Regions from separate parts of the Mus musculus genome. Here region 2 is linked to region 1. The links are chromatin loops, found by intact Hi-C in ENCODE. Cell type or tissue: heart. All regions are shown on one strand.

Region 1 (8,000 bases):
GGAACTGCGAGACCCTCTTGGACCCCGCCCGCCTCCAGCTCCGTCCGTGCGCGGACTACAGATTCCACAGGGCCACGCGGCGCCGGACGTCACCCTAGGCACACCCTCTCCCCGCACGACTAACTGCGCGTGGCCCTACGGGAGTCGTGGTCCCGCCCCACACGCCCGGGCGGAGCCGCGGGCGGCTGGAACTACAGCTCCCGGCATGCCTCGCGCGTGGCGTCGGGGGCGGGGTCCCAGGCCAGGGGCGCGCCGCCCGGGAGGGCGGAGTGCGGGGGGCGGCCGCCCGCGCCCCTCCCCCTGCCGCTGCTTCCCCCCTCCCCCGACGTAAACTGGGATCCCTTTCCCCTTGTGTCCGCCATATTGGACTCTTAACTCTGGTCAGCGGCGGCACCGGGCCCGGTGGACTCGCGTCGCTCTCGCCAGCAGCTGCCCCTCAGATCCCGTCCGCCCCGCCCTCCCAGCCCGGGAGGAGACCCCGCGCCGCGCCCCCCGCCCGGCCGGCCGCAGCGCCCGCCGCCGCCTCCGCCTGCCCGCCGCTGCCGCCGCCGCCCGCGGCCCGGCGCCCGCCCGCGCCCCTTCCCCGCCCGCCGTCCTCCGTCCCTCACTCCCGCCATGAGCCCGGCCGACGCTAAGCGCGGAGCCAAGCGCCGGAAGAACAAGCGCGGCGGCGGCGGTGGCTCGGGTGGCGGCGGCTCGGGCGGCAAGGCCGGCTCGGCGGCGGCCCTGCGCGGCCCCCAGGCCCCGGGCCCCGGCGCGGCGGGCCTGCTGGGCGGCGCGGCGGCCCACGGGCCTCTGGGCGCGGGTGCGGGCGGTGCCGCCGGAGGCTACTTCGAGGTAAGCAGCAGGGGTCCGCGGGCGGGAGCGGCCGCCGCCCCCTCACGAGCGGCCGGGCGGGCGCGGCCGGCGGATAACGGGCCGGCGCCTGCCTAGCTGACAGCTCCTCCCGGGCGCGAGCGCGGCGGAGGGAGGGCGGCGCCGGCGGGACCCCCGAGGCACACCGACTGTGGCCTTGAAAAGTGCCCCCTAGAAGTTTCTGGGTACCGCCTGGCGCACCACGGGCGCGGCTGTCTTGCCCTCTGTGCCTGCTGCTGTAAGCTCTCGGGAGCCGCCGGGGTCTCTTTCCTCAGGAGTGTCAGCTGAGGATAGTCGCAAGGGTTGGGGTAACTATTTTTTCAGGTTTACTTACGCAGGCATGCTGTGGATGGACCGCTGTCTCTTTTATTCTGTTTCAGAAGATAGTGCTGGTACGTGGGATGCAGTTGGCATAATCGGTTCTATAGATTGGATTGGCCACCGAATGATTATGGGTTTCTCTCAAGTTGCGTTCTTGTAAGGTTGCTAAAACAAGTTATCTTCTTTTAAAAAGACATCCACAGTGAAGAAACCAAAGCTTTAAGGGGTATTTGTGTGCCAAGTCATGAGGCAGATTTTTTTTTTTTTTAATGAGATTCGGAATATTGTGTTGGCACAGTATGTATTGAGAGCAGTTGAGAAAATTGTTGGGGATGGGCATGGGTTTTGATGCTCATGTTGTTGCAAGAAAGTACAGTAATGGATAAATACTTAAGTTTTCCTTATTTGTTCCCGGTGTTCTCTGCAGTTTTGGTGCAACTTTGGGAGCTTTCTTCGCGGAGTATTGTTACATTTGTTTAGCATCTGGGGTTTGTCCTTGGGTTTGAGTTTCCAGAGTTTGGCCTTTTTCTTGACTCTGGACAGCTCTAGTTTAAAATGAGGTTGTGATTTTTCATTTTGGGACTTTGTGGGTCGCCTTTGCTTTTGCTGGAAGGGGAAGGTGGGAGGTTGGCCTGTTCGAAAGCTTTATAGAAAGGGTAATAGTGGTTGCTGGAGCTGGAAGTGAAGTACATCCATTTCTGTATGTACAGTGAAGACCAGCTGCTAACAAGGAGCCTTACTCCTCATACCTCGTGCTAGGTAGGATTGAGTAATTGCAACATAACATAGAATTACCTGAAATAACTTGCTTTTTGTAGCTCTTCAAACTCAGATTATGCATAATTTTGACAGAATTGTTTGTGTTGAACTATTATGCATCAAGAGTTTGGGCCATCACCCACCATTAAAAACAATCATACACAAAAAAGTTTCATAAAAGGATTCCCAGTCTTTTCTGGTCTTTGCTGTTCTACTTCATTTCCTTAATAAAATACTTGTTCACACATTTCTCTGTGCGTTATTGAATTTAGACATACATCATGTAAAAACATTGCTTTTATTGTATTTTAAAGTTAAGGTGTGTTTAGTTTAAACATCTTTTTGTGTTTTCCTCATATACAAAACAAGTCTTCATAGCAGTAGAACTAAAAATATCCTTGTAACCCCAGAGATCTTTTTTGTTTTGATTTGATTTGAGAATGGGTCTTTCTCTGTTTTGGCTGTCCTAGAACTCATTATGTAGAGCAGGCTGACCTGGAATTCAACAGAGGTCTGCCTGCCTCTGTCTCCCTATTGCTTGGATTAAAAGCATCACCATCATACCCAGCTCCACAGAACTCTGAAAATCCAGTTTCCATACAAAATGGTAAGCTCTTTGGGTGCCTTATATGGCACAGCACAGGTATGCATAACAATGTCAGGTAACTGTTGGACCTGTACTTCCCAGAGAGAAGTCTTGAGCTTCCTCTACTCTCTCTAGGTCACCAAACCAGAAGGTGACTAAGAAAGGACAGGAAGGACTGTCCTTATCCTTAGTAGGGAGTCCCACATTGCTCTTAGTGCTGGGCACAGAACTGTAGGTTATACTATCTTATTTGAGGTGGCTCCTGAGCTAGTTAGTGGAAATGTGGGTATGGGTAACTTCTTGTGAAATTGTTGGTCCAGAAGTAAACTCTGGTGTCCAAGGCTCAGGGTGCAGGTTGCACAGATTTAAGTTTCTGAGGTTCCTTTGTGCTTGGTGTCAGACCTGTACTCCTTGTTGGGCACTCAGATCCTAGGCTTAAGATTAAACAAATAAATGTAGGGAAGATTGCAAGCAGTGTTTAGTGGCAGTCTGTAAGTGATGTATGATTGTGGCCATTGTGTTTCAGGATGCTGAGCTGGTCTTTTTAGGGGTTCTGCTTCTAGATAATAGGGCTAATGTTTTTGTTGTTGTTTTGTTTTTTATTCTAATTGTGAAATGGGGAAATTTGGACTCAGGTCTTGGACTTGAGCTTGTGCAATGGTTAGACTACTCACTCAGTGAACAGTTAGGTGAAGCATATCAAGAGTAAATCTAATTATTTTGCATTTCTATTTTAAGATGATTTTCATAATGTTCATGATACATTAAAGTGGAAAGGATTATAGGTGTTTATAGCACAGAGCTGTTTTTGTAAAATATTGTGTGCATATGGATTTACATAGGAAAGTCTTGTCCACAAAGACTATGGTGGGCATTCTGAAGCTTATTCTTTCCTTTTCCCACATGCTTCAAGCTTTCAAAATTTGAAATCTGCAGTGAGCGTTATTCATGGACCAAGAAAGTGAATGGCATTAAAGCCTGAGACAACTAACAGCGTTTTTCTGTTTTGTAAATAAACTAGTGAAGGGTTTTTCTACCACCCTTTGGCACTTACATATTTTGATATTAGGTACAGAAACAAACATTATCTACATAATGAGAATTGTATTTTCAAAATAATTATCTAACATTTAGTCATATATACTTACAAAACCCAGGTTCCTTCTATTATGGAAATCGACCTGTGTTATTAGTTGTTGGAATATCAGATTACATGTGACATATTCACACAGGGCTGGAATGGGGATTTAAGGTTATTTTTGTAATGATGTGTGAGATTTATAAAAGGATGCCATTTAAGGTAGGGGTCAAAAGGAGTTTTCAAACTGAAAGTTAAAGTCAGAAACCTGTCACTGGAGCTGGGCGTGGTGGCACACGCCTTTAATCCCAGCACTCAGGAGGCAGAGGCAGGCGGATTTCTGAGTTCGAGGCCAGCCTGGTCTACAAAGTGAGTTCCAGGACAGCCAGGGCTACACAGAGAAACTCTGTCTCGGAAAAAAACAAAACAAAACAAAAAAGCCCCCAAAAAACCCTGTCACTGACTATAGGCATTTGTAATAATGAATCCCCTTTTATCCTGATACTAGGAGTGTAGATAACAATGGGCTAAGGCCATCATGCAAGTGCCTCTTGATCTTAGAGGGTATTCAGGGTCTGGTGTTCATTTGGGTCTTTGTAGTAGGTGAAGGCACACTTGTAGTTCACATTGCTTTGTGATCTGAGGAAGTAGCTTGAAAAAAAATCTAGAACTTGAGGTGCTTTAAAGGATTACTAGTTTAACTTAGCTTACATTAACTACAATCCAGGCTTTAGAAAAAGTGCCATCACAGAGAGCCCTGTTGTGGCAGGTTTTTAGAGTGCTTCATGACATGAGTGTTCCAGTGCCCTGTGCTCCTTCATCATTCACTTCAAGGTGTGATACCTGTCTTGGCTATATCTTCCACTTGTTTGTGAGTTTTATACAAAAAGGGTTGTTTTGTGCCTCAGTGCTTTGGCTCAGCTTTTCATTTGTGATGACTCCAGGGTAAGATTGCTTTTTGCTGTTGTTCTATATAGGATGTACACTTTACACTGTGAAAATTCCTCAGTCTGTCTGATGTAATGTGGATGGACATTGAGATGCTTTAAGGCTGATGTGAATGAGCTTACATTTCTGCTTGTGCCTTTTGATGTGCATGGGCACTGTTTGAATTGGGCATGTTTCTGGGAATAGAATTGCTGAGTATGTAGATATGTGACTTGAGGTTCAACTGATCAGTTTTTCTAAGTGATGCTGCTGTAGGCTTATTAAAAGTTAATGTATAGGGGGCTGGAGAAATGGCTCAGCAGTTAAGAGCATTGACTGCTCTTCCGAAGGTCCTGAGTTCAAATCCCAGCAACCACATGATGGCTCACAACCATCCATAACGAGATCTGGAGCCCTCTTCTGGAGGGTCTGAAGATAGCTACTGTGTACTTACATGTAATAAATAAATAAATATTTTTTAAAAAGTTAATGTATAGCAAAATTATGTTTTGTCTTGGGAAACAGATGTTGTGTTGTTGCTTGGGTTGGTCTCAAACTCCTGAATTCAAGTGATCATTCACTTTAGCCTCTCTGAGAACTTAGAACTGTAATAGTATACCACTGTGCCCAGCTTTGTGATCCTAAGGATTGACCTTGGGGCCTTGTGCATGCTTACTACCTATTGCTCAGTTCTGCCTCCAACCTCATTACTCTGATTTTAACGCATGTGAGTCTCTTGAGGTTACTGTGTCAGTCAAGGTACAGGACAGTTTCATTAATCAGAAACATACTCCTGTTATCCCTGTACAATTGTACTCTCCCCCACTCTTTATTCTTGACACTCACTGTTACTTAAGAAAGAACAAAGTCTCATTATGTAGTCCTGGCTGTCCTGGAATTTGCTTTGTAGTCCAGGTTAGCCTTGAGCTTAAAGATCTGCCTGCCTGTGCCGTCAGAGTGTTGGGCTTAAGGGGGTGCACCACCACTGTCCAGCTCAGAACTGCTCATTTCTGGTTGGATTGCTATTTTTCCAGTTTAGAAAGTTCTTTATAATTTTGTGTTTGTTTGTTTGTTTTGCTTTTCGAAACAGAAACAGGCTTTCTCTGTATAGCCCTGGCTGTCCTGGAACTCACTCTGTAGACCAGGCTGGCCTCGAACTCAGAAATGCACCTGCCTCTGCCTCTGCCTCCTGAGTGCTGGGATTAAAGGCGTGCGCCACCACGCCCGGCTGTGTACAAGATTTTACATGTGATTTGTAGACATTTTCTTCCAATCTTGTCTTTTATTTGTCAGCAGTTATTACCACTTTAAAAAAAAAATCTATTTCAAAGATTTATTTTAAATTTATATGTGTGTGAGTATTTTCTTATGTAATATGTGCCCCTCATGTGTGCTTGGTGTCCACAAAGGTCAGAACCTGGATTCCATGGAAGAGCTGCAACTGTTTTTAACCACTGAGCCATGTCTCCAGCCCTTAGAGCTTTAACTGTTGTAGAGATGAAAAAAAAAATTAATAATTTTCTTTTTTCTGAGAATCATTTTTGTTTTATTCTGTTTTTTTTGTTTGTTTGTTTTTTGTTGTTGTTTCCATACATTTCAGAATCAGCGTGCTGATACCTAGAAGTAGTTTTTATGGGACTGAATAGAAACACCTTAAATCTCAACATAGATCAGTTTGGTAGAAAATTGACAGTTAATATTTTGAATCTTCCAAAAGGTGAAATGGTAGCATTTTTTTCTCTCTTTTTTAAAAAGATTTATTTATTTATTTATTTATTTATTTATTTATTATATCTAAGTACACTATAGCTGTCTTCAGATACACCAGAAGAGGGCGTCAGACCTCATTATGGATGGTTGTGAGCCACCATGTGGTTGCTGGGATTTGAACTCGGGACCTTCAGAAGCACAGTCTGTGCTCTTAACCACTGAGCCATCTCTCCGCATTTTTTTCTCTTAATTGGCTGTCTTGTTTTCTGCATGTAACATAGAGACCATATAGCTTATGTTGTTTCAGATGTGTGTAAATTTCATTATTTCAAATTTTACTTTTTTAACTATTTTAAGTAACTCCTTTATTTTTAGTCCAGAGATAGAACCCAAGGTCTATTGTGCATGCCACACGCTGATATTCTTCCCACTTCCTGACCTAGATCTCCCACGTTTTGGCTCCCCGCCCCCAACTTTGCAAATCATGTTTTTCAAATTTTTAATTTTCAGTTACTCATTAGTCGTAGGTCTGTTGGTTGGTCGGTCGGTTGGTCTACCTACCTACCTACTTATTTATTTATTTATTGGATTGTTTGTGTAACCCCCGGTGTCCTAGAACTCACTCTGTAGACTAGGCTGGCCTTGAATTTAGAGATCTGCCTGCTTCCGCTGTCTGTCCGTCCATCTGTCCACCCGTCTACTTATTTATTTATTGGATTGCTTGTGTAGCCCCAACTGTCCTGGAACGCATTCTGTAGACGAAGCTGGCCTCGAACTCTGAGATCTTGTTGCTTCTGCCTTCTGCATGGGGAGATCAATGGAATGGCATGCTCTACTACCGCTCAGCTGATACTTATTACACTGGCTACAGCATCATCTACAAGTGGTGAGAGTGGATATTGCTTTTACCTGAGCTTAGAGCAGAAGCTTGTAGTTTTTCACCGTTACGTATATTTGTTGGAGATTTATTTATTTTTTTGTAGCTACCCATTATATTATATAAAAAGTTCCCATTTCTGGTTTGATGAGAATCTTATTAGCAGATGTTAAATTTTTAAAAATGAGTTTTAAAATAATTGATTCTGTTTTTTTTTTTTTAATGCTGTCAATGTAGTAATAGTATTACTGATTTTGGATATTGAACCAATTTTGCATTCATGAACTAAATCCCTTTGTGGTCATAGTATATTCATTTTAAATTTTCAATATTAAATTTTTTGTGGGGCTAAAGAATTGCTACTTGCTAGTATTGATATTTCAGTGATTGTTGCTGTATCATGATGCTATTTTCTAAAAAGTTATATTGCTCCTGACTGACTTATTAGTATAGTGTTGGCGTTATAAATAAAGGTTGAAGTTGTTTTTTTCTTGTCTTTTTCAGTAGTTTAGTGCTGTGATGGTTATTCTTGGTTGTCAACTTGATATACATGGGAAGACTGAACCCCAATTGAAGATTTGCCTTCATCAAATTGGCCTGTGGGGCATTTTCTTGATTGATTTAGGAGGGTTCAGCCCACTGTGGGTAGTACCATCCCTAAGCAGTTGGGCTGGGTGGTATCAGAGAGAACCAAGGTGGATGATAGCTGTTTGACATGGGCATATTAGGCAAAGGTTAGTCACACAGATCAGTGTAACTCTGTACAGCTTAGAATCACTCTTTTCTTCTTCTTTTTTTAAAAAGATTTATTTGTTTATTTATTTACATTAATGAATACACTGTATCTGTCTTCCGACACACCAGAAGAGGGCATCAGATCTTATTAC
Region 2 (8,000 bases), 140 kb after region 1:
ATAAGAGGTAAGAAAAAGATAATAATTTTTTTTAAAAGTCATCCTGTATTTGCATTGAGCTGACAAGTACATAATCCCTTTGACATTTGCTAAAACTGTGCTTACCTGAATCTGTCACCATGGAATGCAGTACATGGTTACTGCAGTGGTTTAAATGAGAACGCCCTCCATGGGCTCATATATTTGAATCTTTAGTTCCCCATTGGTGGAACTGTTTGTAAAGGAATGGGAGGTGTGTTGTTGGAAAAGGTGTGCCAATTACTGGGGGTGGGGGAGCACCAAGTCCCATCTCTTCCTTATACTGCTTACATTAGCCTTATCCTGTGCATAACTCTGCAAACCATATAACCAAGGAAGCTACATCATAGAAAAAAGGCACGGGGGCTGGAGAGGTGGCTCAGCAGTTAAGAACAGCGACTGTTCTTCCGGAGGTCCTGAGTTCAATTCCCAGCAAACACATGGTGGCCCACAACCATCTAATGGGATCTCACGCCCTTTTCTGGTGTGTCTGAAGACAGCTATAGTGCTGTCTTTTATTTATACATAAAATAAATCGATAAATCTTTTATTAAAAAAGCAATACTGAAATTAAAATAAACAGGGTAATTTTGACACATATTTCTAGTGCTAATAATAGTTAGCCAATTTGTTTTGGCAGACTGAGGAGCCACACAATAGTTTTGTAATATTTAGTCACCATACAGTTAACAAAAATCCCTAAACAAAATTGCAAATAATTCTTAAAATCCCAGAACAAAATCTGTATGCCAGGGGCCATAGACTGCTTCTGTCTGGAGCCTCTAGAGAGCTATAAATAAGTCCCAGTTGCCGGGTACAGATACATCTGCACTGAACACCAATGGCTAGCAGACTGCAGATGAAGTTCTGTTCTGGTTATGGGGATCTCCTTTACCATAACTACCCCCCACTGATAGTCTGGTGACAAATTGTGAGGTGCCTTCAGAACCACACTCTGTACTCACTATGGCACCTGATGTTACAACACTAAATTAGTGGCACAGACCAGGCGGCCTCTGCTTTCCCTTCTGTTCTGATATTTTACAACCCTCCTTCCAGAAAGAGGGAGACTTGGAGTGGGGAGACTCCTATTGCTCTTGGTACTTTAAATGATACAGATAGAAAACCATGACAACAGAAGTGTGAACCCAGCAATGCCAAGGATCTGTGTCTTTGCAAAGGAAACGCAGGTAGAGGCATGTAAAAAGCATGTGAGATTATTTTATTCCTTCCTTTATTTTTCAGATATTCTGAAGTTTACCATCAGAAAAAAAAATGCTTTCTTTTTTCCCCCTCTAGAATTTTGTTATGGCTAGGTCTGGTAGCAAAAGCCTGTAATACCATCTACCTGAAAGACTGAGGCAGGGAGAATCCAAATTCAATGCCTGCCTGAGATTCACAGTGAGTTCAACATCCATTTGGGTAACTTAGTGAGACCAGATCTCAAAGTAAAAAGCAAAAAGAGAACTGGAGGGGCTGGAGAGATGGCTCAGCAGTTTAGAGCACTGAATGCTCTTCTGAAGGTCCTGAGTTCAAATCCCAGCAACCACATGGTGGCTCACAACCATCTGTAATGAGATCTGACGCCCTCTTCTGGTGTGCCTGAAGACAGCTACAGTGTACTTACATATAATAAATAAATAAATCTTAAAAAGGAAGAAGAAGCCGGGCGTGGTGGTGCACGCCTTTAATCCCAGCACTCGGGAGGCAGAGGCAGGCAGATTTCTGAGTTCGAGGCCAGCCTGGTCTACAAAGTGAGTTCCAGGACAGCCAGGGCTATACAGAGAAACCCTGTATCAAAAACAAACAAACAAACAAACAAACAAAAAGAAGAAAAAGAAGAGGAAGAGGGGGAAGAGGAGGAGGAAGAAGGAGGAGGAGGAGGAGGAGGAGGAGGAGGAGGAGGAGGAAGAGGAGGAGGAGGAGGAGGAGGAGGAGGAGGAGGAGGAGGAGGAGGAAGAGAACCGGAGATGCATGTAGCTCAATGGTGGAGCACCTGCCTAGGCTCTAGCTTCAATCCCCAGTACAAAAAGGGTGGAGATGGGAAGGAAAAAAAGAAAGGAAAAAAAAAGAAAGAAAGAAATCTAGCTGCAGTGGTTATCTTGAAAACAAGCATTATCTTTTATCAGGTAATCTCCTCTCTTATTTTCTTTCCTGGGAAAATCAAGACAGCTATGGACCAAATGGAATAAAATGCCAGCATCCCTCCAAATGCCGGACAAGGTTGTCAGGTTTAGAAATAATTGCTCCAGTAAAGTATTATTACTCATTTCAGTTTTGTGTGCTTATGATATCTCACAGGAACCAAATGATACCAAATGACAAGGAGAGCCAAATAAGAATTCACATATTATCAGACTGGCACCTGTCACTTCTTCCCACATAATACTAAAATGCCACCAACCAAAACCATGGGTCTTCTTTCTCAGAGCACCATCCTTAGGAGCCCTATGCATCTCTCAGGCCCCTGGCACCCTCCTCAAGATTCAGAACCCCACATTCCACAGAAGACCTCCCTAACACAGAACCCAAGAACCAAGACCTATACTGCCTCCTCATACCCAACACACACACACTGGAACCTGAACACAGTCCTCAAAGGGCAATGCCTGTCAGGATATCCTTGAGACCCTTTTGGCCCCATGCTTCGCTCATGTCCTTTAGAGCCTCTAGTGTCTGTCCCACAGAACCCTGAACACCACCCCTCCTCAGAATTCCATCTTAGTCAAGCCTGGTGCCCCCACTGTTGTTGCTTGAATGAGAATGCCCCCACAGGTTCATATATTTGCATTTTTTCATCATCAGATAGTAGCACAATTTGAGAAGGAATAGGACATGTGGCCTTGTTGGAGGAACTGTGTCACTAGGGATGGGCTTTGAGGTTTCAAAAGCCCGCACCAGGCCTAGTGGACGTCTCTCTGCCAGTGGATCAGGATGTAGCTCTCAGCTACTTCTCCAGCACCAAGCTTGCCTGCAAGCTACCATACTCCCCACCATGATGATAATGGACTGACCCTCTGAAACTGTAAGCCAGCCCTCAATTAAATACTTTCTTTTATAAGAGTTGCCTTAGTCATGGTATCTCTTTAACGCAAATAAGGCAGTGATTAAAACAGCTACACACCCCTTTGGGACTAATATAATAATATTACTAATAATATGAGTACATATTGGAGAAGCTTACTACCAACAGAACCACGTGTTCGAGGCTACCTCAGAACATTATGCCCCACAAGATCCCTGCACTCCAGGATCCCTCACATTCCGCAGAACCCTGTCCCCCACAAAACTTCATGAGTAAGTTTCCCACAGCAGTACCCCTCAAAGTCGAGAGACCCAGGGGGTCTGTCCCAAATTAACCTCTATTACAAGTCCCTCAGAAGTGCTCATAACCTCAGCAGGACGTCAGGACTTGGTACTCCTCAAACAGTCACACCCCTACCACCCTGTTGCTCACCAGAACCCCGAGCCCCAGAGACTCCTGCTCACCTCTGGCATATCCCCTGAGCCTACGAATGAATCCCGAACTGCTCAATACCCTGAACTACCCAGACTCTTACCTTCAGACCCTAATCCAACAGGATTACCTGCGCCTCTGATCCCCACGCCCTTCAGACCCTGAAACCTCAGGACCCACTAGTCTCAGGATCTCGTATCCCTCATAACCCAGCTCCTTTCAAACCCCAGCGCACCCCTAAACCACTATGCTCAGACCTCGAGCTCTTCAGACCCGCACCTCGAGCTTCATATCCTCGCGACCCTCAAGACCTCGCGCATCTCTGGACTCCACGTCACTCGCTCCAACAAGTTCCCCAGGCCGCCTTGCGCAGCAGCTCCCGCCCGCCCCGCACCTGCCGCAGCTGGGTCTCCGAAGCGCCTTCCTCCTGTCGTCGCAGCTGCTCACGGAAGCGCTCCACCTGATCCAGAAGTGCGTCCACGAGTGACGGCGCCGTGTGCCCTTCCAGAGCCGCGAGGCGGGTGCGGAGGCTCGCGATGAGGGCGTCACGCGCGGCCAGCTGATCCTTCAGGCGCTGTAGTTGCTGGCCGGCCTCGTGGTACAGGCCACAGAGCGCTGCGGCCGCACGCGGGGCCCCGTCCTGTCTACCAGACCTTGGGTCCCCAGACGACATGGCTGTAGGCCTTCCGTGGGGACTTGGGCGTCTCCAACTTCTCCACACAGGGGGAGCGAAAACCAGCCTTCCCGGAACGTTTCCCGCCCCGCCCACTCCCAGAGCCTAATCCGCCCCCGCCCACAGCTGGCTCCGCCTCGTCCATGGCCCGGAGTCTGACTCCGCCCCGCCTACAGCTGGCTCCGCCTCTCCCACTGCCGGGAGTCTGACTCCGTCCCCTCCCACAGCTGGTCCCTCCTACTCTATGATCTCACTTTCTCTTGACACACCAGCTCCATTCTAGGTGCTGTCTGCTCTATTCCCTGCGTCTGAGGAATTTTCCTGGAGTCAGACCCCATCTGCGACCAGGGTTTGGGGTTAGGTATCCTCTGGTACAGCAGCTGAAGAAAAGCAAATAAATCAAAGGACTTCAAACATGGGACGTAGAGTGTGGTCAGGTTTCATTGGCTGGGCTCCTTCCTCTTCCGGGACTTGACATGCGTTTCTTCATAGAGGGACACTGACCCAGAAAGGTGTTCCCATCCAGAGTACATGATGGAGCCCAGAGCCAGCCACCAAACCCCAGCATGCCCCTAAATTCGCGTTAGGATGGCCTTAGCGCTAGAAGCTGTTCTAGCAGAAGACAAGAGGGTGCCCACCCTTTCCTTCCCACAGTTTCCATATGAACACTGTTTTTCCACTGGGAAGTCTCTCCTCCGTGAGAATCTTTCAATGGCTCATTGCTAAGATCTCATGGAGGTCCCCTCCCTATGTGAGGATGTGTGTCTCCTTTTCTGCTCAGTCTTCTACTCTCAATACCCTGTCTGCTCACAGGCAAGCTCTGGTTGAGCCTGCAGGAACACACTCACTTGCAAGTATAAAACTATAAGCAAAGCCAGACCTCGCCAAGAATGTATGGGATGGATACTGGGAGTCACAGACCTGGCTCACTTATGTTCAGTTCCTTCTTAGCCCTTCCAGCCCAAAACTTCTGCTCAGAAAAGATGGGTCACAGTTGCTTCCTTCCCTACCTGGTAGGGGTGTTGTGGAACTAGAGAATGAGTGCGTATTTCTTTTCTATTAGTGTGACAAAATGCCAGGACCAAGGCAGCGTATAGAAGAAGCATTACTTGGGATAAAGGGTCAGATGTTTAAAGCTGATAGCTCACATCTTGATTACAAATCAGGAAGCAGAGGGCAAGCTGAAACCTCAGAATCTCTCTGCCCATAATGGCACAGCTCTTCCAACAGGCCATACTTTGAAATCCTTTCTAACCTTACATGAGTCACCAACTGGGGACCAAGTATCCAAACATGAGTCTATGGGAGCTGTTCTCATCCAAACTTCCATGATTAAATGATTGTCCAGCACAGTCATTGCTATGGTCATGCAGGGTCATCTTGATTGACTGAGGCAGTTGTGGGATGAAGGGGAAGTGGGTGTGGGAGTGGATATCACACAGAAGAACCCTGGCCCAGAGCTGATATGTGGCTTTAACTCTTCACTACTATTCCTGTGTGTAGCCTAGTAGACCACTCAAGTGCTTTTGAGCCTGGTTGTGAAGTGCAAAATATGAATCAAACAACAAAGACATTTATTCAAATGCTTCTGGGCCACATGTGTTTGGAGTTCAAAAGCTTTGATTTTATGTAGTTGCACATAATTGAGATAACCATCCTCTAAAAAGGTCTACTCTTGGAAGGCAGTGGTAGCACGTGCTTTTAATCCCCAGCACTCTGGAGGCAGAGGCAGGTGGATGGATCTCTGTGAGTTTGAGGCCAGCCTCGTCTACAGATTGAGTTCCAAAACAGCTAGGGCTAACAGAGAAACCCTGTCTTGAAAAACCAAATCAACAACAAAAGGAGTCCTGTTTCCAGTACCTGTGCATATGGGCAAGCTCTGCACAACAGGGAGTACTTGACCTCTATAACCATGTACTCCAGGCTCCTGACAAAGTAACAAAGACGTGATATTGCTTCAAGCTGCTAACACTTGGGAGTCTTTTTTAAAATGTGTGTGTGTGTGTGTGTGTAACATGCATGTGTGCATGATATGTATATGAGCATATATACTATACATGTATGTGTGAGTGTGCGATATGTGTGTGATATGTGTGTATGTATATATAGCATGCACGTGTGGGTGTATGTGTGTAGAGATCAAAAGTTAATGTCGAGTGTCTTCCACTGTTTCTCTTAGCCTTATTTTTTTTTGAGACAGGGTCTCTCACTAAACCCAGAGCTCATGGATTGGCTATACTGGTTGGCTAGCAAGTTCCAGGGATCCACCTGTCTCCATCCCCAACCCCAGGACCCGTGCTAGGGTCATAGATGTGTGTAGTCATGCTTAGTTTCACATGGGTGCTATGAGTCCAAAATCAGATTCTCAGGCTATCTGCTCGAATGTCACTGGGCTATCTCCCAGTCCTCAGGCTATCTGCTTGTACACCACTGGGCTATCTCTGCAGCCCCCTTGAAGATCTTTTTGGTTTGTTCTTTATTTTTCAGTCTCTTCACTTTGTAACCCTGGCTAGCCTGGAATTCTCTATGTAGATCAGGCTGGTCTGGAACTTATGGAGATCTGCCTGTCTCTGTCTCCCAAGTGCTAGGATTAACAGTGTATGCTACCATGCTTGGATCTTGTTCTTTACTTTTTGATGCTGGGTATCACTCTGTAGACCAAACTGGAACTCATTTTGTAAACCAGGCTAGCCTTAAACTCAGAGTAGTTCTTCTGCCTCAGGCTTCTAAGTTCTGGGATTATAGTTAGAGCTACCATCCCCAGCTACACTTGAAATCCTTTCTCTTATCGTATCAGAACAATTGACATAGAGTGTAGCACTCCCACTGGGGCATCTCTAAGCCCCACAAAACAAGTCAGTTTCTGGAAATACAGAGGGAATGCCAGTCAAATTAAGTAAGACAAGATTCAAGTCAGCCATTGTACCAGCTCTAAGAAAAACACTTTGGGTTTCTGAGCTTTTTGGGGACTTTAGAATTGTAGATGAGAGATTCCAGACCTCTAAGGACACTGACCATCTATGACATGGTTAAGATTCTGCAAGTTAACACAGGAAGTTCCTGGCATACATGTGCCTTCAGCTGAATACAGGGCCTGGGTCCTAGAGAGTCATAGATGAATATTCTAACAGTGGAGGCAGATGCCCAGTCCAAGAGGTAGGGAAACTTTATTTAAGCACATTAGTTAATAATTGTCATTAATTGGAACACACCTGGGGGCATGGCCATGAGGTTTCCAGGGAGGATTAATTGAGGAAAGACCCATCCTAAGTGGAGGCAGCACTTTGCATGTGCTGAGCTCCAGGCTGAACAAGAAGGAGAAAGTGAACTGAGTACCACTGTTCACTTCCCTTGACTCCTGCTCCAGCTGCCATACTTTCTCCTTCTGAGTGACTGTGTCCCCTCAAACCAGGAGCCTAAACAAACCCTTCCTCCCTTAAGTTGGTTATTTATTTATTTTAGGCATTTTGCATCAACAACAAGAAAAATAACATATAATAAGGAAAAGATGGGGGGAAATATGTGGGGGCCAGGAAAGGGAGTGGAGTATCCCAACTTAAAGGGTGATTAGATGAGTCACTGCACAGACTTATGATCCCAAAATTCTAAGATGCTGAGGCAGGAGGATCGTTTGAGACCAGCCTGTGCTAAGTAGCAAGTGTGTTTGGGGGGAGGGGGCGCTATCTATTGCAATGTAAAGAATGAAGAGGAGCTCGGTACTTGGGTTCCCAAGAAAGGGATACAATGAGCAAGGGAGGGTCCCCAGGGATACCCAAGAGTTGGATGGAGAAGACTGGAGATCCCAGAGTCTCGGACTCTCATTCTGAGTTTCGATGGGCCGCGAGTTTCCAG

Evidence for each region. Hi-C counts contacts between places; a loop is a spot of excess contacts. Peaks named below come from ENCODE experiments on the same cell type or tissue, not always from the same donor. Only the 100,000 strongest peaks of a DNase experiment are listed, where the experiment ranks them.
Region 2: a loop joins it to region 1, with 2.1 times the contacts of the local background. A loop is called at or near these places in 2 of 42 quality-filtered maps.

Annotation. Positions count from the first base shown.
Region 1 is chr5:34,369,591-34,377,590 of GRCm38, forward strand. It overlaps Fam193a (family with sequence homology 193, member A), which reads left to right and starts at 343. Exons shown (of 21, transcript NM_001243123.1): 1 at 343-837. The coding sequence starts at 616. In heart, CTCF peaks have their summits at 4,944 (motif pointing left) and 6,361 (motif pointing right); DNase peaks (open chromatin) are centred at 161 and 931; H3K4me3 peaks cover 2,185 bases; H3K27ac peaks cover 1,225 bases.
Region 2 is chr5:34,509,750-34,517,749 of GRCm38, forward strand. It overlaps Tnip2 (TNFAIP3 interacting protein 2), which reads right to left and starts at 4,230. Exons shown (of 6, transcript NM_139064.2): 1 at 3,870-4,230. The coding sequence starts at 4,148. In heart, no CTCF peak of the experiment used is centred here; a DNase peak (open chromatin) is centred at 4,302; H3K4me3 peaks cover 1,798 bases; H3K27ac peaks cover 1,573 bases.